2 separate regions of the Mus musculus genome follow, and region 2 is linked to region 1. A link is a loop called in an ENCODE intact Hi-C map of the cell type or tissue named here. Cell type or tissue: left cerebral cortex. All regions are shown on one strand. Links, peaks and the distances in the headings refer to the core of each region. The heading gives the core; the rest is flanking DNA.

Region 1 (7,192 bases), core at 2,501-5,000:
AACTATAATATTTTTATATTTACAGCTTTTTAATTTATCAGTCCCTTCTATCATAGAGACACAGCTAGAAATAGTAGAGGCAATAGGTTTGAGGGAGACAAGGCACACATGTGTAAGAGTAAAATGTGTGTTTGAAGAATTGCTTGCTAACAAGCTTCATGTCTCTGAGTACAAGCAAAGGTGGGAAGTGACAAATGGCTCAGACATTTGCATGATAATATTACTCAGCTGACCTCCGAAGTTCTAAGGCAGAGCCAAGGGCAACATGAGTAGCATCCGGGGTTTTATGTCAAGGGTGTAGTGTATATTGGAGACTGGATTTTGTTAAGACCAATTCTTTCTAGAACCCACTCTATTGAATTTAGTGTGCCACGGGGAACATACATTTGTCTGTATTGGTGGGAATAGAGGAATGAGTAACAGTGAGATGTTCAAGCGTTTTCTTCCAGGTTACTGTGAGTCAGGAAGAAAAGTCTTAGCTCAGCCCTGCACTGTCTAGTACACTCTAGTTACCCTGTTTTATACACTAAACTGAAACACAAGGCACCTGTCTGGCTGGAAACTGCAAATGTAAATCCAGAATCAGAATTCAGACTCTGGGGGTCTGGCCTTGAGTTGTGCGCTTAGCTACAGTAGCACAGCAGTGGAATGGGACCAAGGAGGACACTTAGGAAGAACACGTAGGATGCTCACCACCTCCTTAGGCTGTGTATTGGGGTTTTTCCTTTGTGTAGTTAGTATCTTAAAGGGATATTGAAAGACAGACTCAAGTGTCTTTGTTAGTTCTTTATGTTTTATTTCAATGATTATTATTATTACAAAGGAGGATGATAAGTGTATTCATATAAGATCTTCATAGTAAGTCACTTATAACAGGAGTTTGATGGTTAGTTACTATTTGCCATATTGTTAGTTACCTTCCAACAACCTGCAGTTGCCTCCCCAGCAGACATAGCCACTTAAAGCTATTGAACTTTCATTTTGTAGATGTGCCCCATTACAGCTCAATGCCACTGATGTGCACCATTCCAGATCCACCCCACAGATGAGCCCCCTTCCAGATTGACCCCACTGATGAGCCCCATTACTGCTCAACACTTTGGGTGGGCACTGAGTCAATACCATTTAAATCAAGAGTAGCAGAGTGAAGTACTTCCTTGACTGTGAATTTGAAAATAGACTTCTCAGACAGTCTATAATATTCTTAGTAAACTGTTAAATGTCACATGAAGGCAATTTGTCAAGCCAATCTGTAGGAACAGTTATGGCATCTTAATTAGATGATTTTTTCCCCCAGACTGATAAGAACAGTAGAAAGGCGAGTCAGGGCAAATAGAAAGGCCAGTTACAAGATGAAAGGATGCTTTCTCTACACAGCACATCATTTCTGATGTCACCTGCAGGCCCAGGATTTCCCCCAAACCAGCATTAATTTCAATAATTCACTAGAAGTTATTAGAACTCTCTTCAGGCTGTACTAATGGCCACAGTTTTAGACAGTTGAGAAAACAGATCAATAGATCTCAGCCAGAGAATGAGGTCTGGAGGGTAATGGAAGAGGGACTTGGATCACTCTCTCCCAGAGAACTCAGAACACATTATTCTACCAGCCTTGGAGAGTAGAATGTGGCAAGACACACACACCACTTTGTAGACTGTTGCCAACAACATTTTTGAGCCTTTGTCATGTAGGCATGTCTCATTGATGATTGATTGACCATGCAGTTTTAGTCTTCTGGTTGGATGATAGACCTTGACTCAAGGCTTCCATAGTAAATTGAGTAGTTAATCTTTCTGCACTGTGCAACCTCCATCCTAGACTTATCAGATACTACCCACCTACCCTAAATGAAGGTCCCCTCTTTGGACAAAGCTACATGGTTGTTTGTTTGTTTGTTTGTTTGTTTGTTGTTGGTGTTTGTTTGTTTGTTTGTTTGTTTTTCAAGACAGGATTTCTCTGTGTAGCCCTGGCTGTCCTGGAACTCACTTTGTAGACCAGGCTGGCCTCTAACTCAGAAATCCTCCTGCCTCTGTCTCCTAAGTGCTGGGATTAAAGGTGTGCGCCATCACCGCCCGGCCTACATGTTTATTCAGTAAGTGACTGAGGATTCTTTACCAGGCTCACTGTGTCTCTTCTCTCCAAGTTTTGGGCTATTTTCCTGCTAAAATGAAGCACAGGTTATCAGTCACAATGGACTTCTATACTGGAAAAAAAAGGAATACAATATACTTAAGAGGTTTAAAATAGCATAGATCTATTTCTTCCATATACTTCATGGCCAGTGTAGGTTGATTAAGAGTTCTGCTTCATACTTTCTCTCTGGGAACCAAGACTGATGGAGCCAGCACTAGCTGGGCTCAGTGTGTCATAGCTAAGGAAGACATGTAAGAAATCATATCAGCCTTTTGTACAGGCATCTCCTCCATTGCTTCTTGCATTTTATCGGTTAGCACAAATCTGAAGACCATGTAATCTGGGAATGGGGACTAGAAGAACCATTTTACCCTATGCCTGTGAAGAGAAAATGTTATCATCCCGGTTACTAGCCTCAAGGGGTTTAAATGTGAGAAGAACTATACACACATAAAAGACTAGTAAGTACTTATATGCCAGAATTACAGGTATATATCACCATCACCAAGCCTACTTAATTGAGACATTAGCATGTGCTCCTGGCATCCTGGAAATTCTGCATGTATGCTCTGAACTCTACCTCTTCACATTCTGCTCCTCATTTTGAGATCTCTGTATGTTCTGCCTCTGAGCCACAGCTCCATCCTTAACCCACGGGGTGGGGGGTTGTAAGCTTTTGTTTTTTGCTGTTTCCAGATTACTTTTTGTATCTCTGGTTAAATATGAATGAAGAGAGGCTCTTTTTCCTCAACTATGTATTTTATACACACCACTTGGAAAAAAAGGTAACTTAATAGAATTTTGCCAAACTCTAGATTATGTTGTCAGTGAAGAGCCACCTAACTGTCAAAAGAGGCATTTTTGACAAAAGAAATGTACTTCTTTTGACCAACTCATATAGAAGTATGCCAGGCTGACACTTTTATTGTGTGAAATAGTTGACTCAGCATATTATAACAAATCATCCAGCAAGCCTTTCCCTTCTGTTTATGCATTGGTAGCTGGTTTTCTGCAAAATTTATTTATTCAGTATTTTCCAAGTCTTGTGGGCTAGACCAGCAGATGTTGGCACCAGGGCAATAGGTGGTTTTTACTGTCTTCTTTGGGGCCTATAGTAGAGCATACATGTAATAGAATAGAGCACATATAATAAAAGTATTCTTCTGAAGTAGAAAGTTGGGAATAAAAATCTATTACCTAATCTATTACCTCTCAACACCTTTCTTAAATTGCCTAAGTTCAGAACTTTGTCTAATTTCAATATCTGGGTTCAGAAAGCTATACAGTGATATTTTCATTACACTTTCTAAGCTATTATGATTCACTCATAACATCCTCGGGATGTGTGAGATACAGAGATGGGGGAAGGGGAAATGAGAAAGGGGAGGACAATGTTTTTACAAGATTTGCTTTCTGAATACCTTAGCACTGCAGTAATTTTGGTTCCTGGGTGGCAGTTGCCAGTCTTCTGAATGGGAGATTACAGATGTGGGAATCTGGGCTACCTCTGGCTTTACACAATGCGATGCAAATCTTCAAGGAAAATTGAGTCTCTGGGGTAGAGGTTTGTGTCCTGGCTTGAGGTCATACACAAGGGTGGAAGGTCCCCATGTGATGACTAATGTGGCACCAGACACCAGAATGGAGGGAGCTGAAGCAAACAGTATCTAGAGAGTTACTTCTGTTGAGGGTTTTCCTTAAAAGGCTTCCTGAAGTGCCTTCTGAAATGCTTTGCAGTCTCTCTTCTGACGCACTTCTCAGCCTCAGCCTATTTCTCTTTGGTGTAGCTTTTCGAGGGGCCAGCGTGTCTCGGCACCGCCTGGATTTCTTTTAGACTTGTGGGCAGCAGTGCTGCATGTGTGTCTGATTCAATCTGGACAGATTGCCTGTGAATGGGGTGATAAGAATAGAGAGACTCATACCAGTAGACCAAACTTCCTGTGCACAAGCCTTTGAATACTGCATTTCACTGTCTGAAATAGCATCCATCTAAGGGCGGGGATCATTCATTCCCTCTGGAATTGAGCAACAGCCTAGACAGCAAAGGCAACTATTTTGGGAAGGAGATGTGAGAGGAAGGATTGTGTCTCCCAGTCTAGGCAGGAGTACCTTTCCTTCATTGGATGATTATGCCGTTCACTGAGACCCCACTAAATGCAAAATGGTAAAGGCCAGATAATCCCAAGTGGCAATGGCTGCTGTGTGCATCCTGTGCGGTCAGTGAAGACTGAGACTGAGTCTAAATGCTTCAGCTTCAACCCAAACTGCAGAAGGGCAAGTTTTCTTTGGAGATTTGGTCTCTGGTACTAAGGCTGTGGAGAAAGAAGATGCAACTCACCCAAGTTCCTTTCTTCTTTAACTACAGAGTGTTTTTTGTGTATTCCTGTAGAGACTTTTCTTTATTGCTGGAGAAGTTTAAAATAAATCAATAGATGGCTGTGTCTCCTACTCCCTCCCCATAAAGCTGAGGTGGGTAGGGCTTGGCAGCTGCTGGCAGCTGCAGAGATAAATAAGGGCCAGGGCGCCTAGATGAAAGGAGTCAGGCTTGTGCAACTATGAGTGCCTGTCTGGGGAGAGGCCATGAGGACAGATCTGCAGCTGGAGCCCAGAAGTTCAAGCAGTAACAGGGAGGTGGGACTTTGCAGGGACCAGTTCAATGGACTTTTTGAACAAGTTTCTACTCTTTTAGAGGGCGGGGGAGACTTCAAAGGGCACACATATGTCAGATATAGTTTAAATGAGTTATAATTTTTGCCAGTTAGCGCACTGGATAGAAACTGGGGAACCACAGCACAATGTTAGTCCTTTGTTACTACCTCAACTAAGAGAGAATTAGCTCTCTGAAATTGTCTTCACAAATTAGCTGCACTGGAATGAAGCTAAGTAACCCAGTGTGCAGAATATGTTCCTGTTTTATTACGGATTGCCAGTTTGTGAAGTAGTTTTCAGTGGGGGGGCTTTTGAAGTCTCTTCCCAATGTGGTAGGGTTTAATCACAACATATGGCCTTCGGTTCTGGTTTTGGTTTTTATTGTGGCATTAGATTTATGTGAGGCTCCCCACCCCACAAGCAAGGCTGTCTAGGCTTATGAGAACCACTTGGAAAATTATTTCTCACTCTTCTTAACTATGTTATTAATTTGCTTAAAATGGGAGTTGACTATGCTTTTACATGGAGTCTGATGAGGAGGGTCAGTTAATGATTGCTATTATTTTCGATATTGATGGTCTGTGGTCTTTGTTTTTTAAGTAAATCAATTATTATTTTATATTCCATCTACATGAATCAAATAGTCAATGATTTTAGATTTTGAGCTATATTGATGTCTTTCTAGCTAGACTTCATGTGAAATGTCCTTTATTTTATTGCAACAATTTTATATTTAATTACACGTTTTTATTTATTTATCTATGTGTGTGTGTGTGTCTTCAGGAGCACACAAGTGTGCTCACACATCACAGCACACATATGGAGGTCAGAGGACAATTTTCAGGAGCCAGCTCTCTTCTTTCATCATGTAGGTCCTAGGGATTGAACTCTGGTCGCCACACTTGTTAGGATGTGCCTTTCTTTGTTGAACCATCTCCCTGACACTACTCATGCATTTGTAAGACATAATTCACATGAAAAACTAAAGAAGACCTTCATGTGGTGATCAGATATTTTAAGTTTTGAAATTTTTGTTGTAAGGGGAAAGAAAATGAAGACATAGATAATCCCTGTGCATTGAGAGATACTTTGAATGTCACTTTTCTCTTAGAGTTTTTAACAGGAAAAGAAAAATTGTCTGTGAAGTTAGAATGTTCATTTTAAGTATAAGCATTACAAGTCCATAATGTTGAAAGAGATAGTAATTGTATGATAGGAAATGAAGGTTTGTTTGCTGTTATTGTTGTTGTTGTTGTTGTTTTGTTTATTTGTGTGTTTATCATCTTCAGAGTTTTGGAGACTTTGATGAATCAAGAAGATCCTTATTGGACTATTGATATAGGCTATGGTCAGCTCAGGTTTATATAGGTGAAGATCATATAGCTAGTACTGGTTTAGGGGAGAAACCAGGAATGGAATTGTAAACAGTTCCAGTTCCATCTAGGTCCTTAAATATCTATCCATAGATGTTGGAAGCCAGGAGTGGATGTAGCTGTCTGTAGGCCCAGCCAAAGAGATGGAGGGAGGCGGATTGTGGGCTTAAGGATTATACAGCGAGCGGGGAGAGAGAGAGAGAGAGAGAGAGAGAGAGAGAGAGAGAGAGAGAGAGAGAGAGAGAGAGAGAGAGAGAGAGAGCGCTCAGGAGGAAAGGCGTTGGTGGACCAATATGTGAATGAGCTCTCCAGCTCCACAGTGGGTCTGGATTTTTCTCGGTTCTGTCATCTTATCTAACCTTGTCCTCTTCCTTGCTGTAGGAGCGGCAGCGGCTGGAGACCATCCTCAGTCTCTGTGCTGAGTATACAAAGCCTGAAGGTCGCCGCCTGTCCGCTGGCACCACGGTGGCTGATGTGCAGAAAATCAACAAGGAGCTTGAGAAGCTGCAGCTGTCGGATGAGGAGTCTGTGTTCGAGGACGCTCTGGTGTGCCCCGATGCCAGGTACAGGTGCCACCGGAAGGGCTCTCTCCAGGATGTTGACGTTGCTGGCTTCGGGAACCTTGGTCACAGTGCCAGCTTCCTGGCCCCCAGGGGCAGCAGGAGCGATGAACTGCTTGGTGACCTCACTAGGACGCCCCCATCATCCTCAGCCGCGTTTCTGAAAGCAACCAATGAGTCCTCCTACCTCAGTATCCTTCCGAAGGTAAGGTTGGGTGCAGAGATCACAAATGGGGGCCTAGGGCGGTGCACATGCTTTCACGGAGAAATGAGAGGTTTATCACCAGCATTTTCTTGACATTGGAGTGCAGCTTCCATGAAAGATAGATAACAAGGTGCAGCAAATTAGGGAGATCGCTGGAAAGCAGTGGTTCTCAACCGGCGGGTCGTGATCCCTCAGGATCAAACGACCCTCACACAGGGATGGCCTAACGCCTTCAGAAAGCAAAGATATTTTGCATTATGATTCATAACAG
Region 2 (7,192 bases), core at 1,910-4,409, 80 kb before region 1:
TGTGACCTCTTGTGAAATGCTTGGTATTTGTCCTTCAGGGAAAACATTAACTCCTACTAATTGGACTAATAGCTAAATAGAGTGATCCCAGCCTGCCCTTACTTGTGGATCACAGGAACAGTTCTGAGACTCCTTTGCCTTTCCACATGCACTCAGGGGGAGTACATACATGCTTGTCTCTGTTTTTAAAGGAAAGGAAATGACCAGAGCACTTAAATTCCCACCTTGTAACTGCTAGCTAAGTTGTTTTTTCTTCTCTCTTGCTCCTTCAAAGGAATCAATCTTTCCTGGACTTATTTTCTTGCCCAGGGTATTGATGATGGGAATATGGGAACACAAGCATTTTTCTTTTTTTCTTTTTGTTCTTTCAGAAAAAATTAAACTTCAGGTTCTTCTTTCCTGGATTTATCAACACAACTAAATTGTAGTTAACATTAGAGAAAGAAAGAAGGGTTTAAAAAGGTAATGTTGTATAAGAGAGTCCCGTGAAAGCTAGCTAGAGCCCAGTTGTAAATTTGTTTTTTAGAGGCATATTTTTGAACCATCTCTAGGCACAGCAGAATTATGGCTTCTGTCCTTGGTCTGTAGAGTCATGCTCTGATTTTAAAATAAGGAGCCACATGCTACCTGGGAGTGGAGAACACTGACACAAAAGGCCCATCTTTCTTCTGAGAAGCTAAGAGGGCAGTGTCTAGCCAACGTCTCTGTGGTTCTTTAACTCTGGTTTGGATCAGAGTGCCTCTCCCTCTGTGATTGTTAGGGAATGGAATGTAAGGTTATGACTATGAAATTCTCTGCAATTCCAAGACCAGTTCTGCTGTAGCCAGGCTTCTAGTGTTCCTGTCAGCTCCAGTCTGATCCAGTCTCCCTCCAGGGCACACCATCTGCTGGCCAAACCTCTGGGATGGCTCAGAAATAGTCCCACCAGCAGCAGCAGCCTGGACACTGGCCTTTGAAGCAGTTTTCAATGAGCTAAAGATAACTGAATGGGGCTCCATCCTGCCAATCAGCAATCAGTGGCTGTGGTATGGGGGAGGGAGGAGGCAAGAAGGGAAAGGAATTCAGTTTAAGTCTCCAGCAATACATATTGCATACTGAGAATACCCCCACACAGCACACACACACACACACACACACACACACACACACACACACACACACACCATACCCAGCACACTTCCCTTCTCTCATCTCCTGACTCTCTTGCTTCTGAGAGTTCCCTTAGTTTCCCTAGACAATTTCACCTTTATTTTTCCCATATGTGTTTAAGACTTTATGTAGACATATGAAACATAGGAATCACAAATGAGAGAAAACGTAGCATGCCTCCTCCTAAGACTCACAGCTTAGCCTCTCTGACAGTATACACTGACATCAAGTATACTGAGAACTTATGTTAGTCTAAAGCAGTGGTTCTCAACCTTCCTAATGCTTCGGCCCTTTAATACAGTACTTTACATTGTGGTGCACCCCCAACCATAAAATTATTTTTGTTTCTACTTCATAACTGTAATTTTGCTACTGTTGTGAATCACAATATAAATATGTGATATACAGGATATTGGATTTGTGACTCTTGTGAAAGGGTCATTGAAACTCCCAAAAGGTCACGACTCACAGGTTGAGAACCATTGGCCTAGAGTAACACAAAATGCCCTAAGTCAGTACCTGCTTTATAATAAAGTGTCTGTCCCATGTGGTTTATTAAGTGATGTACTGACATCAAAATTCAGGATGGTTGTATGAATTCATTTCCATGCCATTGTAACTCTGAAACACTATGTTGAATCATCAAAATCAGAGACTGTCTACATGGTGAAATATTCTCCTATCCTGAGCAGATAGCTGTATGATTTTGGTAAATGTGTATATCTATGTACCTAAGCCCAAAACCCAGTTTAAAAAGTTTCAAAAAAATCTATTTCCTCATGCCTCTGTGTTAATTCTTCTACTTCCATACCTAACAACTGTCGACCTATCCTCTAGAGTTTCACCCTTTTAGAGAGGTCATACAAAATATGATCACCAGCTTCTTTAAAAAAAAAAAGATTTATTTATTTATTTTATGTCTGTGAGTACACTGTAGCTATCTTCAGACACAAGAAGAGGGAATTGAATCCCATTACAGAGGGTGGTGAGCCACCATGTGGTTGCTGGGAATTGAACTCAGGATCTCTGGAAGAACAGTCAGTGCTTTTAACCCCTGAGCCATCTCTCTAGACCCCACCAGCTTCTTTTTTTGTTCTTTGATCTCTTTGAGTTCATAAGATGAAGAAAATTGAAGTGAGAATTAAGAAGAACGTGTGGGAGACCTCATATTATTGCTAAGTCAGGGGAAAGCATGCATTGTAGATCCTCAGTAAGGCACTGGGCCACAATACCACCACACTCTGAGGACACAGAGAACCAGTGCAGAAATACCAGGCTTGGGCATCAGAGATGCTGTGATCTTGGCTCTGTAGTCTACACAACCAACTAAACATCTATGAAGCTCAACTATCCTCATATACTCTGCCCAGTGCATAGTTCTGATGTGAGGAATTCATTAATATACAAAGGTCATGACATAGGGCTAGACTGGCTTTCAAAATGGTTCTTCCCCATCATTAGAGAATGGTAGTTACTGCTGGATAGAAAGTCATTTAAATCACATTTTGTTAAGACAAATAGCATAAGGAAAAAATATAGTACATCTTAATAACTAAGTGATTGACTCTAAACATTGACTCATTAAATTTTAAAGAAGAATGTGTCTCAGAGACACACTATGATGGGGGTGATTTGTTTAGTATAGTTAGATGAACACTGCTCTATTTCCTTGCTAAAGGGAAGGCACTTTTTTCTTTTCTTTCCTTTCTCTTTTTCTAGTTTATGATTCTGTTTGCTTTGCCTAATTTTACTTCTCACTCAGCAGTTCTCAGTTATGACTGGACATTCACACCAGCTAGAAAGTGTTTAAAAATTACTTATGCCTGGGCCTGAGCCCAGAAATTGACTTCACTAGTCAGAGAAGGTTTCTGGCTAAGGGGGATGGCAAAGTTGCCCTTGGTGATAGCAATGCATAACCTGTGAGAAGAGCACACGAGTGAATTAAAACACCATCTGTTTGGGAGGCTCTAGGCAATGATCTCTCAGTTGTAGGCTAAATTGTCTTCACCAGTACACGACTTAGACAACTTAGAAAGACATACACTGACGAACCCACCTATGTCATGACTTGGTCCTTCTTCTAGTAGTTAGATAATTACATGCTCATGCAGGAAGGCTCCTTGTGAGTGACAGGAACTGTCTCCATTTGGAAAGAGCCTCTCCTCCACCTCCAGTCCTTCTGATGCCTCACCAGCTCCTAGTCAGAGTTAGGTGTCTAAATACATGGCCTAGAGCAGTGGGTGTGTGTCTCATGAGTATGAGTTGCAAGATGGTGCAGGCTGTTCCTCTAACTAAAAGTTCTGCCTACTTGTGAAGCCTAGACAAGCCTCGAGTCTCTTGCCCTCTCTGGTCTTCAAACAGTTTGTAGAATGAAAAAAGTTTATCTTAGGAATGCTAAGGAATTTTCCAGGAATTTTCCAGTTACCATAATGTTGCAATTTTTATGACTAACAGAATAATAATCAAATTACTTTATGTCTTGTTAACTTAATTGTTAGTGCTTAAACAAAGAAAAAAAGCATCTCATAAAATGAGAGTTTGGTTTTTTATTAAAATCGACACATACATGTAAATAATATATTTGTTTGAGGCGTATATTTAAGCTATATTTCCCAATAAATGTAAGGCCTCACTCTGTACTTTGTAGATGGTACTAATAGATATTTAATCAAGGATTTGCTGCATTCGTAAACCATAATTCCTAGCTGATGTGAATGTCCAGCCATACGTTACTGGCACCATGCTAGTTAATTGATTTACTGATTGACTAGCTGTCTTATAAAATGGAGCATGCCATTAGCTGTTACCCTATGAAACTCGGGAGACTTGAGTGATGTTCGTATCCCTGGGAAAAAAATCACTTAACTACAAGTGCCAGAAGAAACTTCTACTCTGGAATTAAAGGAGAGTTTGTTTAAAGAAAGGAAAACAACTTTAAATAGTACAATAAATATTTTCCTCTGCTTGGGGGTGACCTGTGCTCAACCTCTGCCTTGTGAAAATACTGTCTTCAAGCCTGTGGTTTTGCAGCACGTCAATAATTCTGAAGAGTCTGTCTGCATTCAGCCGCTGGCCACTTCCAAGCCACATAAGCCTCTCTTGATCACTTTTCTACCATAGACATCCACACAGTCACTAGGCCCCTCTTTCTCTTTAAAGTTGAGTTCTCTTTCTTTTATGACAACTCATCTTTTTTTATTTAATTTAATTTAAATTTTACTTATTCACTTTACATCCTGCTCACTGCCTTCCTTCTGGTCACCCCCTCCCATAATTCTTCTTCCCTCATCCCCATTCCTTTCTCTTCTAAAGGGGTGGGAAACCCCCGGGTATTCCCCCTCCTCCTGGCACTTCAAGTCTCAGTGAAGCTAGGTGCTTCCTCTTTCACTGAGTCCAGACAAGGAAGCCCAGCTAGTAGAACATATTCCACATATAGGTAACACCTTTTGTGGTAGTCCCTCTTCCCATTGTCCAAACACTGAATGTGAGAAACAGGAAATTTGTGTCCCAGGAGGAGGCTTACTGGGGCCACACTAACATGCATTTTTATCTATGCTATGGAAGCCAGATCTTTAATTAATGGCACCCTTAGTCAACACAGTCTCATATGAAGTCTAGCCTGAACATGTGCTACATATGAGTGGAGGGGCCTAGGTTCCAGTCCATGTATGTTCAGACTCTGAGAGCCTATGTCCAGCTTAGTTAACTCTGTTGGTCTTCCTGTAGAGCTCCTATCCCCTTTGGGACCCGCAATCATTCTATTCTTTTGTAAGAGTCCCAAGCCCTATCAACTGTTTGGCTATACCTGTATCTGTCTGAGTCACTTGTTAGGTGGAGCCTCTTAGAAGACAACATGCGCCTGTCTGCAAGCATATCAGAGTGTCATTAATAGTGTTAGGGATTGGTGCTTGCCCATGGGATGGGTCTCAAGTTCAGCAAGCTATTGATTGGCCATTCCTTCAACTCTTCTAGAGTTGGAAGAAATTTGGATCAGTGAAATTATATATATATAAAGTAAGAGTCACTATTAATTGAGTTTATTGATCTAATCAACTGCAGAGGCTTGAAGACAATATTAATGATGTAATAAAAGTATCCACACACAGGAGGTTAAATATAGCCTCTGGGAGATGACACAGACTCCCTGTTAAACAAGGTATATTATATAGTTCTCTAGCTACAGTTAATGATACACTTGAAATTCTGTTATAAGCTATTTTATAAAAGAATAAGGCAGGTCTGGAAACGTAGTTCTGTAATAAAGCACTTGCCTAGTTCGTGTGAGACCCAGGTTCAGCAGACATAGATAGATAGATAGATAGATAGATAGATAGATAGATAGATAGATAGACAGACAGACAGCAAGACTAGAATAAGGTAGAATTTGGTGTATTAGATTCTTTGCAAACTTCCTAGAGCATCACCATCACTCTGGTACTGTACTATCCGGAAGAAACAAGAGCCCCCCCCCCCAAAAAAAAAAAACAAAGTGAAAAATTCTTTAAACAAAGGCTAGTCACACTTACCAAACACTGAATGTGAGAGACAGGAAATCTGTGTCCCAGGAGGAGGCTTACTGGGGCCACACTAATGGACATTTTTATCTATGCTATGGAAGCCAGATCTGTTATTCATGGTTCCCTTAGTCAACACAGTCTCATGGTGAAATACTGCAGACTTAATGGCTTGAGTAACAGAAATCTTTCACAAACAGATTCATCAACTGGAAAGTCCAAGGTCAGGGTACCAGCATGGCCAGTTCCTGCTGATGCTCTCTTCAGAGCTTCGCAAGTCCATATACATGCCCATGACCACAGCTCTCTCTCCCACTTCCTAGAGGAATTCCAGTCCATAGGTCTTCTATGTCCTGTGTGCCTAATTTGAATACTTGGGAAGAAGAGACAGGAGGATCAGGAATTTAAAGTCATGCTGGTTACAGTGTGTTGAAGGCTGATCTTGTCTATATAAGACCTTATCTCAAAAGAAAAGAAAACAAATAATGAAATCTATACGATAAAGACCCTACCTGGACCCATTTAACCTTGAGTACTCTTTAAAAACTGTATCTTCAAACTTGGCCACTGTGGAGAACAGAACTTCAAAATGTGAATTAGGAGAAATACTCTCTCAGTTCATAGCAGTGAGACAGGAAGCCACACATATGGTCCTTGCAGTGGTTTTAAATATGCTTGGCCTATTGGGCGTGGTGCTGTTAGGAGGTGGGGCCTTATTGGATGTTGTGTAGCCTTGTTTGACTAAGTGTGTCACTGTGGAGGTGGAGCATTGAAGTCTCACATATGTGTTCAAATCTGGCCATTGTGATCTAGACCCTCCTCCTGGCTGCCTGCGGACGACACTCTTCCCTAGGCTGCCTTTGGATCACGATGTAGAACTCTCAGCTCCTTCTCTAGCACCATGTCTGCCTGTATGCTGCTGGGCTTCCTGCCATGATGATAATGGACTGAACCTCTGAAACTGTAAGCCCGCCCCAATTAAATGTTTTCTTAGTCATGGTGTCTCTTCAAGGGATAAAACCCTAACTAAGACAATCCCCAAATTCAACAGTTAGTTTTATTCTTTAAAAATAATATCTTAGGGTTTCTGTTGCTCTGATGAAATACCGTGAGCAAAAGCAAGTTGGGGTGGAAAGGGTTTATTTGGCTTAATTTTTTATCACGGAAGGAAGTCAGGACAGGAACTCAAACCTGGAGGCTAGAATGGAGGGATGCTGGTTACTGGCTTGCTCAGCCTGCTTTTTTCTTTTAGAACCAGGACTACCAACCCCAGAATAGCATTACCTACAATGGGCTGGGCCCAGCCCAATCAATCACTAGTTAAGAAAATGCCTACAGATCTTAAGGAGGCATTTACTCAGCTGAAGCTCCCTCCTCTCTGATGATTCACATGCACACCCTAGGAAACCTATAGTGCCTTTAAGAGCAGCTGGATTCAAATGTGACCCTTGGTGCAAGACAAGAGTGGACCAGAGGACATTTTCCCTGAGTCACCCATGGGCCGGTTCTCAGGGTGGTTTACTCAGCCG

Evidence for each region. A loop is a pair of places that touch in the nucleus more often than their neighbours do. Peaks named below come from ENCODE experiments on the same cell type or tissue, not always from the same donor. Only the 100,000 strongest peaks of a DNase experiment are listed, where the experiment ranks them.
Region 2: a loop joins it to region 1, with 11 times the contacts of the local background. A loop is called at or near these places in 1 of 42 quality-filtered maps.

The regions. Positions count from the first base shown.
Region 1 is chr16:45,807,855-45,815,046 of GRCm38, reverse strand. Phldb2 (pleckstrin homology like domain, family B, member 2) reads left to right here. Exons shown (of 18, transcript NM_153412.4): 3 at 6,538-6,921. Among named protein-coding and RNA genes, the nearest start is that of Gm52249, 16 kb to the right of the region's middle. In left cerebral cortex, for the core only: no CTCF peak of the experiment used is centred there; a DNase peak (open chromatin) is centred at 4,000; H3K27ac peaks cover 1,419 bases.
Region 2 is chr16:45,886,801-45,893,992 of GRCm38, reverse strand. It overlaps a transcript of Phldb2 not described here. Among named protein-coding and RNA genes, the nearest start is that of Phldb2, 46 kb to the right of the region's middle. In left cerebral cortex, for the core only: no CTCF peak of the experiment used is centred there; DNase peaks (open chromatin) are centred at 3,011 and 3,351; H3K27ac peaks cover 344 bases.